2 separate regions of the Homo sapiens genome follow, and region 2 is linked to region 1. Evidence: chromatin loops called from intact Hi-C (ENCODE). Cell type or tissue: MCF 10A. All regions are shown on one strand.

Region 1 (5,000 bases):
CTTATTCTCTCACTGGGGGCAGGGCCTCATTCCTCTCCTGCTCACCCAGATTAGCCCAAGGCTCCTCCCTAAGGTCCAGTCTTTACTTAGCTAAGATGTATGTCAGCCTGAAGCTCACTTCACAGAAAGCCACATGTTAAACACTACCATACGGTGTGGTTCTCTTTTCAGCTCTCAGATGGACTAAGCGTAAGTGCCAGCATATTTGAATTGCTTTGAATTAAAATTTAATGCTTATTATTTTAGAAATTATAGTATAAAACCAAATCTGGATTCATAGCAGAGGAAGACAAATGAGCGTGCGTATTAAGACATGGCTTTGGGACTTGACTCATTCCAGATGTTAAAGCTCACGACTCACTAGGCTCAAAAGCCCACATTTAAAATTTCATGTAAATGGTGTTTCTCAGCAAAGTAAATTTTAGTTCTCTCTATAGAAAATCATTCCTTTACAAAAACTCGTTTTTTTTTATGAGTAGTTTCTCTTCTGGAACTAGTTTAATCTGATGAATGTAAAAATTGGAAGCCATTTGGAATACACCATATGCTGAACATCCTGGGACCTGAAACCTTCAGTGTTTCCTGGACGAATAAGGCAATCCACAAGAAATCTGAACCTGGTCCGTGAAACACTAGAATTTTGAATTGGTTCTTGTTGTTTCCTTGCAAATGCGATTCACTAAAAAGAATGAATTCACTGTGACTCCTCTGCAAGTGATCACGGCATGGCTTCACCTGACTTAGAAAAATTCAGTTTTTCTGCACAAACCAGACTCAGATATTGGTCATCTTTCTCTAGGTTATGCTGCAATAACAAACAATTAGTAGCAACAACCAGAAAAATCAAAAACAATAACAAACCAAAAGCGTCTGTGGCTTTCAATAACGTGTTTATTCTTTGCTCACAATAGCAGGTTAGTTTTGGATCCATTGCAGTTCTGTTTCCTATGTCAGTTTCCTGTGCCTTCACCGTCCTGAGACCCAGGCTCTAGAGCTTGCTGGGGGAAAAGTAAAAGATGGTTGAATTATGCAGTGACTTCCAAAGCTTCTATGTGGAAATTGGTGTATCACTTTTGCTCACACTCTGTTGGGCAAAGCAAGTCCTATGGCTAAGCCCATAGTCAATGGGAAGATTATGTATTAATTCTCCGTATGGCAGTATTGCAAGTCACATGGCAAAAAGCATAGATAGTCAATCCTTTTACAGGAAGGGAAGTGAATAACTATGTAAAATAATGCCATCCATCCCAGTTCATGAGCATAAAGGAAAGAGGTTTTTTTTTTTTTTTTTTTGGTGGGGGTGCAAATTTATCAAGTCCTAGATTATTGAACGCAATACATGCTTCAGAGGTAGCTAGGGTCACTTTAGAACATTTGATGAATTTTATTCTAGTGTCTCTTTCAAAGGAGTTGTAGTTAAAGTATTGCCATGTCTAGAATCCAGGGAGAATACAGGCTTTCAGAATTAATAAGGTTTCATTTCCACAGAGAGAGAGAGAAACAGAGCCAAAATCAATTGCACCTTCTAGGTTCAGGGCCCTTGAGCCCTATGAGTTCCTCTTAAAACATTTGGACTACAGCTGCCTTTCTCCTTGTTAAAATCCTTGAATTTCATTAGTTGGGGCCCAGGGGAATGGCCCACTTTAGCTTGCAGTGATGCTATTTGGCTGTTTTTTTTCCTTCTTGTCATCTTCTAATGGGCGAAATAGAAAAGAGAGACTACAATCTTCGAAGAAGCAAATAGAACCCTGGAGGATTAGAGAGCAGGAAGATAACTTTGTGTTTCATGCTTTCTAGTTTTCAAGAACTGCAGTATGTCTGTATCTCTAACAAAAACTGAACCATCATACTGTACCTTAAAATTAATGAATCAACAAGAATTTGTCAAATACCTATTTGCAAAGTTTTTTTTATTAGATGCTGAAGGGCAAACAGAAATTTTTCCCTTCCCTCAGAGACTTACTGTTTGGTTAGAGATAAATTTAGCATAGCTTTACTACAATATGTGAAATTTGTGTTACAGATGTTGTAAGAGCTCAGAGAAAGGAACTAGTATGAGCCTGAGTCAGTGGAGAGGCATGTGATTTTTCATGTCTGTGTCAGACTCTATCATATGGCTGAATCATTATTTATTTAATCACCTCACTATTATTAGGCCTTTAGAATGGTTTCAATTATTGTTATTATAGAGCAGACTTTGATGTGGATCTGTATATGTCTTTTCCTGCATCTTGAATATCCTTGTGATACAGTGTTAGAAGTGAAATACCCTTAATACATATTGTCAGTTTATTTTCCAGAACTTTATACTTCCACCAGTTATGGATGAGAGTAACTGTCGCCACATCCCTACCAACTTTGAATATCATCCTTTTAAAATCTTTCCTTTACTGGCTAGGCACGGTGGTTCACATCTGTAATCCCAGCACTTTAGGAGGCCAAGGCAGGCAGATCACCTCAGGTCAAGAGTTCAAGACCAGCCTGGCCAACATAGTGAAACCCCATCTCTACTAAAAATACAAAAATTAGCTGGGCGTGGTGGCGTGCCCTTGCAGTCTCAGCTATTTGGGAGGCTGAGGCAGGAGAATTGCTTGAATCTGGGAGGCGGAGGTTGCAGTGATCCGAGATCGTGCCACTGCACTCCAGCCTAGGTGACAGAGTGAGACTTCATCTCAAAAAAAAAAAAAAAAAAAAAAAAAAAAGAAAACAAAGAAAAATCTTCTCTTTACTACCTGTTTGCCTTGGCCTAGATAACTCCTACTCAGCTTTCAAGTCTCCGCTTAAATGTTATTTCCACTGAGTTTTCCATAATCCCCTGGGTGAGTTCAGAGTCTTTGGTTAACCCAGTGGTTCTCTACAATTTAAGACTTTTTAATATCACTCCTTGATTATTCAGAAATGAAATACACTGATTTAACCCCACTAGACACATTATATTTAAAAATATGTAAAGTTGTAAGAATAACATTAAGAAAAAATAGAGTAACAGAATAAAATCACATTTATTTCAGTATCTGAAAACCTAGGCAAGCTGTACTTGAAGACAAAATAAAGCAGTTGATTGTCTGGACCCCAAATTGCTATGAATATGACAGTACAAATGCAGGCTGACACAGTTATGTGGGTTGGTGACTAATTTTTCAGAAATAGTGACTAACTCTTGACAGATTTCCAGGAGAAAGAATCTTCAATTTACACTCTACTTGTAATCCTGGAAAATTCAGTATGCATTAAAATTGCACAAAACTACTTTGCGCTTAATATGTAAAATAGAGCGAGATTTTATACCCAATAACAGAACTTTCACTTATGTGAATGTCACACAGGTTCAGGAGAATTCTTGTTGTGTGTGACGCTCACATTTCAGGCTGCCTCGTGTCTTTGGTCCCTTGCTACTTACTAAATGCCAGTAATGCCCCATGATTGCTGTGATAATAATTAACACAAAACCAAAAAGGTACTCTCACACATTTCCCAAATGCTAGATTGTGGTCCCTGCTGAGAACCATTGGTTAGGTAACAATGAAGTATCCTGCGCTTCCCCAAAAACCGCAGTCATCATACTTTTCAAAAATGTTCCTGCCTATTGTAAGTTCCTTGTGAGCAGTGACTGTTTCATGGTATTGTCACCTGCACAGTTCCTGGCATTTATTCATGCCTTGATAATGTTAATGAAGTGAATGAATTAATATTTGGATGTCTGTATCCTTCAGAATAATTGTACTGAACAGCGGCGGTATATATATCCATCGAATAATTCCTGCTCATAGTAGCAAGCCTCCAGTGTTTCACCTCCAAAAATGTCCAGAATAACAACAGCTATCCTTAGTCAACATTTTCCATTACCAAACATTTGGCTAAGGAATTCACACTATTGTTTCATCTGTTTGCTTCAACAATCCCATGAGCTTAGATAGAGTAACTTGCTCAAGGCTATTAAGTGAGGTGGTTTGTAAGTGACAGAGGTAGGTTTTGAACCCAAGTCCATAGACTGTATTCATGGCCACTATACTATAAGAGCTGGCTATTTGGCCGGGCGCAGTGGCTCACGCGTGTAATCCCAGCACTTTGGGAGTCCGAGGTGGGTGGATCACCTGAGATTGGGAGTTTGAGACCAGCCTGACCAACATAAAGAAACCCCGTCTCTACTAAAAATACAAAACTAGCTGGGCGTGGTGGCACATGCCTGTAATCCCAGCTACTTGGGAGGCTGAGGCAGGAGAATCACTTGAACCCAGGAGGCAGAGGTTGCGGTGAACTGAGATCACGCCATTGCACTCCAGCCTGGGTGACAAGAGCGAAACTCCATCTCAAAAAAAAAAAAAAAAAAAGAGCTGGTTATTGATTTAAAATCAGTAGTCTATTATATGAAGGAAATTCCTTTTTTTTCTAATAAAACAGGAATGCTAACAATGTTTTTTGAATTTATGGAGTTATCATATGGCTTATCTTATCTGATGTACTGAGGAAGTTAATTTATAGTTTATAATTTCTAACCTTTCTTGCACTATTATTATTCCCATATTTGATCTGGTATATAAGCTGGCAATGGACTGTGAATTTATTTTTCTAGAACTGTGTTTAGGATTTGTGTATCTATATTAATAGGTGACATCAGTCTATAGTTTTTATTTCTATAATCTATGTTGGGATTTGGTAACAGCGTTCTAACAAAAATTATTTGGAAATTATTCTATGTTTGAGGATGGCTTAGAATAAATTATACATGGGAATTATCTCTTCCTTAAAAGTTTTAAAGAATGTACTAAGTAGAGCATCTTATGGGAGATTTTTCTTTTTGGGGGTTGAGGGTGGGATGGGAATAATTATTTGATAATGTTTTCAATTTTATTTATGACTTATGTCTGTTCAAATCTTATTTTTCTTCTCCTTCAGATAATTTTAATGTTATACTTTTTCTGAAAATAACCCATTAAAAACATTCATAGAGTTGTACATAGATTTCACATTTAAAAAAATCTTAGTATCTGTGTCTTTGT
Region 2 (5,000 bases), 45 kb after region 1:
ACATCTATTGGACATTTGTATTCCATAGAACATTCTGAGGAAAACATTATTCTAGAGATATTTTCCAAGTTTATTTCATTTTCCCCTCATACAAACAAGCAAACTTTGAAGTTCATGAGGCATTAGAGAGTTATTCGCATCTCAGATGTTATTTTGAGAATTACAGTAATATTTGTCATTAATGGAATGCCCATCATGTGCTAGACACTACTACCAATACTTTGATAGATATAATTGTCTGTCCTCATAGTAGTCCAGTAACTGAGTATAAGTATGCTCACAGGAGAACAGGGATTGAGATGGGGAACCATACTCAGTGCAGGAAGTGTCATCACTACATGAAGTGATGAAACTACGTTCACACTCAGTGCTGCACGAATACAGTGTGGGCTCTGGAGTCCACCTGGCTCCAAAGCTCTTTACCAGCTGTGATCTTGGGCAAGGAATTTAACGTCTGGCTGCTTTGGTTCTCTCGTGTGTAAAATGAAGATAATAATCCACACACCTGGAAAATATTGAGTCCTCAGGAAATGCTTATTACTCCCCTCCACGCCCCTTCTGGAGAGAGCCCAGCTCCTGCCTGGTCATTCAGCTTCTTCCTGGGACACTTCAGGAAATGGTTTCTCACCCTTACACCAGCTGACCTCCATCTCTTGCAAATGCCATCTCCATTCCTTGTGCCCTGCCAGTTAGGAGCAGTGGCTCCTCCCTGGCGAGGTCTATCTTCCTCTCCAGGCAGAGTTCACATTTTGTTTTCTTTCTCTTCCGAGTTCCCTAACTCGATCCATGGACTTCTCCATAAGGGCTTTGCTTTCTCTCTGTGCTCTCCGAATCTGTTTAAAGGCAAATTTCTTCTGTCCTTGGAAAGACCTTGCATCCGCTCTAATAAGTGAAGCGTAAATCAGTGTTTGTGTTTGCAGTGCACGTCACTGCTGGTCACATGATGGCATAACAGATTCCAAACAGGTGCCAAGGATGATTCTTCAATTTCCAAATTGCTTGGTTTAAAGGTAAACGCCAGTCTTTAGCTCCCTATTGAAAACAGCTCCAGGCACTGTGCTTTCTATTGTTCTAGAGGGGAGTCACTGGAATTAGAACTGCCTCAGCCAGCACTCTTCTATCTGGTGACTACCATGGGATGCTAATGACAAAGATGTAGTAAGTCCTCTAGCACTCGTTCGCAAGAGAATGTCTTCTAGGCACCCAGACATATGATAGAATGTGCTGAATTGGTAGTCTCTGTACCTGCTTCAGAGTGAAGCAGGTAACTTCAGAATGAAGTTTAAACCCAAACTCCACTACTTAGTAGCTAGGTGACCTTGGGCAAGTTCCTTAGTGTCTATGTGCCTCACTTTCCCTTTCTGTAAAACGGAGTAATAAGAGTCAATGAATCCATATATGTAAAGAGCCAAAACAAGGTCTGGCAAATAGAGAACAAATCTATAAATGTTCACTGTTATTATTTGCACTGATGCTGATGTAAGAGAAACATCTCAGTAAGGTATAGAGAAATTCACAAATAGAGAGCCTTCAATTCTTTAGGTTGAGATATAATTAATGATTCATTTCTCAAGACATTTAATTTTCCTCTTGTTTTCTGCCTGCAGCCTGCATGGTTAATGCATTTTGACACTTCTCACTAAGGATAAATGACAAATGATAAAACCAACAATTTTTGTCCACTTATTTTACTCAAAGCTCCGTTAAGAAAAATAATGAAAAAAATTTTAATTTCAGTGACTAACAGGAGTGTTCGTATTGTCCCTATCATTTTAAAAATTGTTTTGGTTACTCTCTATTATTACAGAGAATAAAGACTTTCTGTATCCTGGAGTTTAACAACTCTTATTTTATTTTATTTTATTTTTGAGACAGAGTCTTACTCTGTCGCCCGGGCTGGAGTGCAGTGGCGTAATCTTGGCTCACTGCAACCTGTGCCTCCCGGGTTCCAATGATTCTCCTGCCTCAGCCTCCCGAGTAGCTGGGGCCACAGGCACCCACCACCACACCTGGCTAATTTTTGTATTTTTAGTAGAAATGGGGTTTCACCATGTTGGTCAGGCTGGTCTCGAACTGCCGACCTCAGGTGATCCACACACCTCGGCTTCCCAAAGTGCAGGGATTACAGGCATGAGCCACCACGCCCGACCAACAATGCTTATTCTTAAGAAAAGAACTGCCACAGAAGGAAATAGGAAAAATTCTTCTTCAGTAGTTGATGCCTTTCAAAATATTAAATTACTAAACCTCTACCTACCTCAGTTTCCAGAACTCTAAAATGAAGATAACAATACTACCTGCATTACAGAGCTGCTAGGATTTTTAAATTAGAATAATGACCAGCATGGAATAAGTGCTAATACATATTATCTATGGTTATTTTAACATAAACATAGTCTCATGGATTATTTTTTTGTGCTCTGAAGCAGGAGACCCCAATCTTTTTGGCACCAGGGACTGTTTTTGTGGAAGACAGTTTTTCCACGGACCGGGGGTGGGGTGGGAGGGTGGTTTCAGGATGATTCAAGTGCATTGTATTTATTGTGCATTTTATTTCCATTAGTCTTACATTGTAATATATAGTGAAATAATTATACAAGTCACCATCATGTAGAATCAGTGGGAGCCCTGAGCTTGGTTTCCTGCATTAGACAGTACCACTGGGGGGTGATGGGAAACAATGACAGATTATCAGGCATTCGATTCTCATAAGGAGCACGCAACCTAGATCCCTCGCGTGTGCAGTTCACAATAGGGTTCATGCTCCTATGAGAGTTTGATGCCACCAGTACTGGTCTGGGGACTGGGGCTCTTGCTCTATAGCATTTTGTGGTAAATAAATCTGTGGTTTCCAGAGCAGCCTTCCCAGTTGTAATTAACATCAATTGGCCCCACTGTGTTGAAAGCAGTGCTGCTTCTCCTGCCTCCCAGTTTTCCTACAAAAGCCACTGGGATTGTAGATAAAATCCTGTTTTCCAGTTGGCGAGATGCAGAGAAGCAGATGAGATTTTGTCTGAGCAGCGGTGGATCTGAGCCGACTTTGATTATGGCTCCACCGCCAACGCTTCCTGGGCAGATGAGTCATGCTTCCTGGAACTGTCTGTCAGAGGAAGTTTGCTTCTGGGACTTTTGCATTTTGCTTAGAGCTTAGAGATAAGCTATTACAATTCTAAGTTCAGCTGCTATTCAAAAACATGCATAAAAGCTGGGAAGAGTTTACCAAACATTTCAATTTATAACTTGATACCAGATATGAGTCTAGCACCGTACTAAGCATGATACCTGGATTCAAAAAAAGTTTAGAATGAAGTATATCCATTAGTTAGCGAAGCCAGATGCTTTGTAGTGTCGTTGAGTTTAGCATGAGGCATTTTAGAAGAAATTTTGGTTTTAAGATTGCCTGAGTAAAATGTGATTTTTTAGTTATAAAAAATTGAAAGAAGAAATGTTATTTCAGTGTGATCAGAATCCCTTTCCTTAAAAAGAAATGCTGATCTTTTCTGACCATCTTTCACAATGAAGGATTTTCGTATGATTGCATTAATTTGCAGCAGTTAATGAACCAACGTTCCAACCTTCAAAAGAGCCTCTGCTCTCAGATTCAAAAGAAACTCTGCGTGTTTCCTCTCTTCAAACATGAAGGACAGAATTAGGATGAATAATAATCAAACCTAAAATAATTTCTGAACTACCCTGAAGCAGTAAAAATTCCATTAGATGCTCAGAACTTGAATTGTCCTATGCACACTGCCTTTCCTGGTTGACCTCAGGTTGCTCTGCTCCTCAGACTGGCGAAAGGCAGGGCAACCGAAAGGTCTCTTCCACTATCAGACAGGCTCATGGTATGAATAAGCATGCATTGAGCAAAATGCTAAATTTTAAACACTGGTAATCACAGTTGTGGGTTTCAGTTAACTATATTGACTTTCTACTTTTTAAAATGGGAAAGATTTCCAATTGCAACATTACAGAATTTTGTTTAAACACGTCTTTACCCTGCAGTTCCTACATTGGCTCTTTATTTATTTATTTATTATTTTTTCTTTCTTTCTTTCTTTTTTTTTTTGAGACAGAGTCTCACTCTGTTGCCCAGGCTTGAGTGCAGTGTTGCATTCTCAGTTCACTGCAACCTCCGCCTCCCAGATTCAAGTCATTCTCCTCCCTCAGCCTCCTGAGTAGCTGGGATTACATGCGCCCACCACCACGCCTGGCGAATTTTTGTATTTTTAGTAGAGACAGGGTTTCGCCTTGATGGCCAGTGTGGTCTCGGGCTCCTGGCCTCACGTGATCCACCCACTTCGGCCTCCCAAAGTGCTGGGATTACAGGCGTGAACCATCGCACCCGGCAGGCTCTTTATTTAATAGACTTTCTTTTCCTGATCTCACTGTCTTCAGGGAGAGCCCGGATGGCAGTCCTCTGGCTTCTTCCAGCTCAAAGGTCTATGATTTCACGTTGTTCTATGAACCAGGTTCTTCTCTGTTCCTGAGACCATCTGCAGCAGGTGGTGAGAATTTTAAGAGGCATAATAATAATAATAATAATAATAATAATAATAATAAATGTTTAGTGTTTTACTGTAGCAGGATAATTGGCAGAGGGAAGGCTGAGGTTTATGGAATTAAATTTTCATGTATACACAGGAGAGTATGCTTAGCTTTCAAAGCATTTCACTTACCACTAGGGAGGGATTTAGGAGCCCTTGCTCCATCAGTGACTATCGAAACATATGTTTACATGAAACCGTCAGTCCCTGAACATCTGAAGACATTATTATTTTTAAAATTTTTAATTTTTGTGGGTAATTAATAGGTGTATATATTATGGGGTACATGGTGTGTTTTGATACAGGCGTGCAATGTGTGATAGTCACATCATGGGAATAAAGAAATAATTTTTTGTAAATAATTAGCCTAATTAATAATAAAAATCTAGTTATGATAAAAGGAAGCATTATAGGCAAAATATGATTTTAAATTAATGCTGGAGCAGATTACCTTAC

The links. Peaks named below come from ENCODE experiments on the same cell type or tissue, not always from the same donor. Only the 100,000 strongest peaks of a DNase experiment are listed, where the experiment ranks them.
Region 2: a loop joins it to region 1, with 3 times the contacts of the local background. A loop is called at or near these places in 16 of 110 quality-filtered maps.

What each region holds. Positions count from the first base shown.
Region 1 is chr10:17,072,776-17,077,775 of GRCh38, reverse strand. The region is part of intron 17 of CUBN (cubilin); the gene reads left to right. Among named protein-coding and RNA genes, the nearest start is that of CUBN, 55 kb to the left of the region's middle. In MCF 10A, no CTCF peak of the experiment used is centred here; a DNase peak (open chromatin) is centred at 2,055.
Region 2 is chr10:17,027,787-17,032,786 of GRCh38, reverse strand. The region is part of intron 27 of CUBN (cubilin); the gene reads left to right. Among named protein-coding and RNA genes, the nearest start is that of CUBN, 100 kb to the left of the region's middle. In MCF 10A, no CTCF peak of the experiment used is centred here; a DNase peak (open chromatin) is centred at 3,076.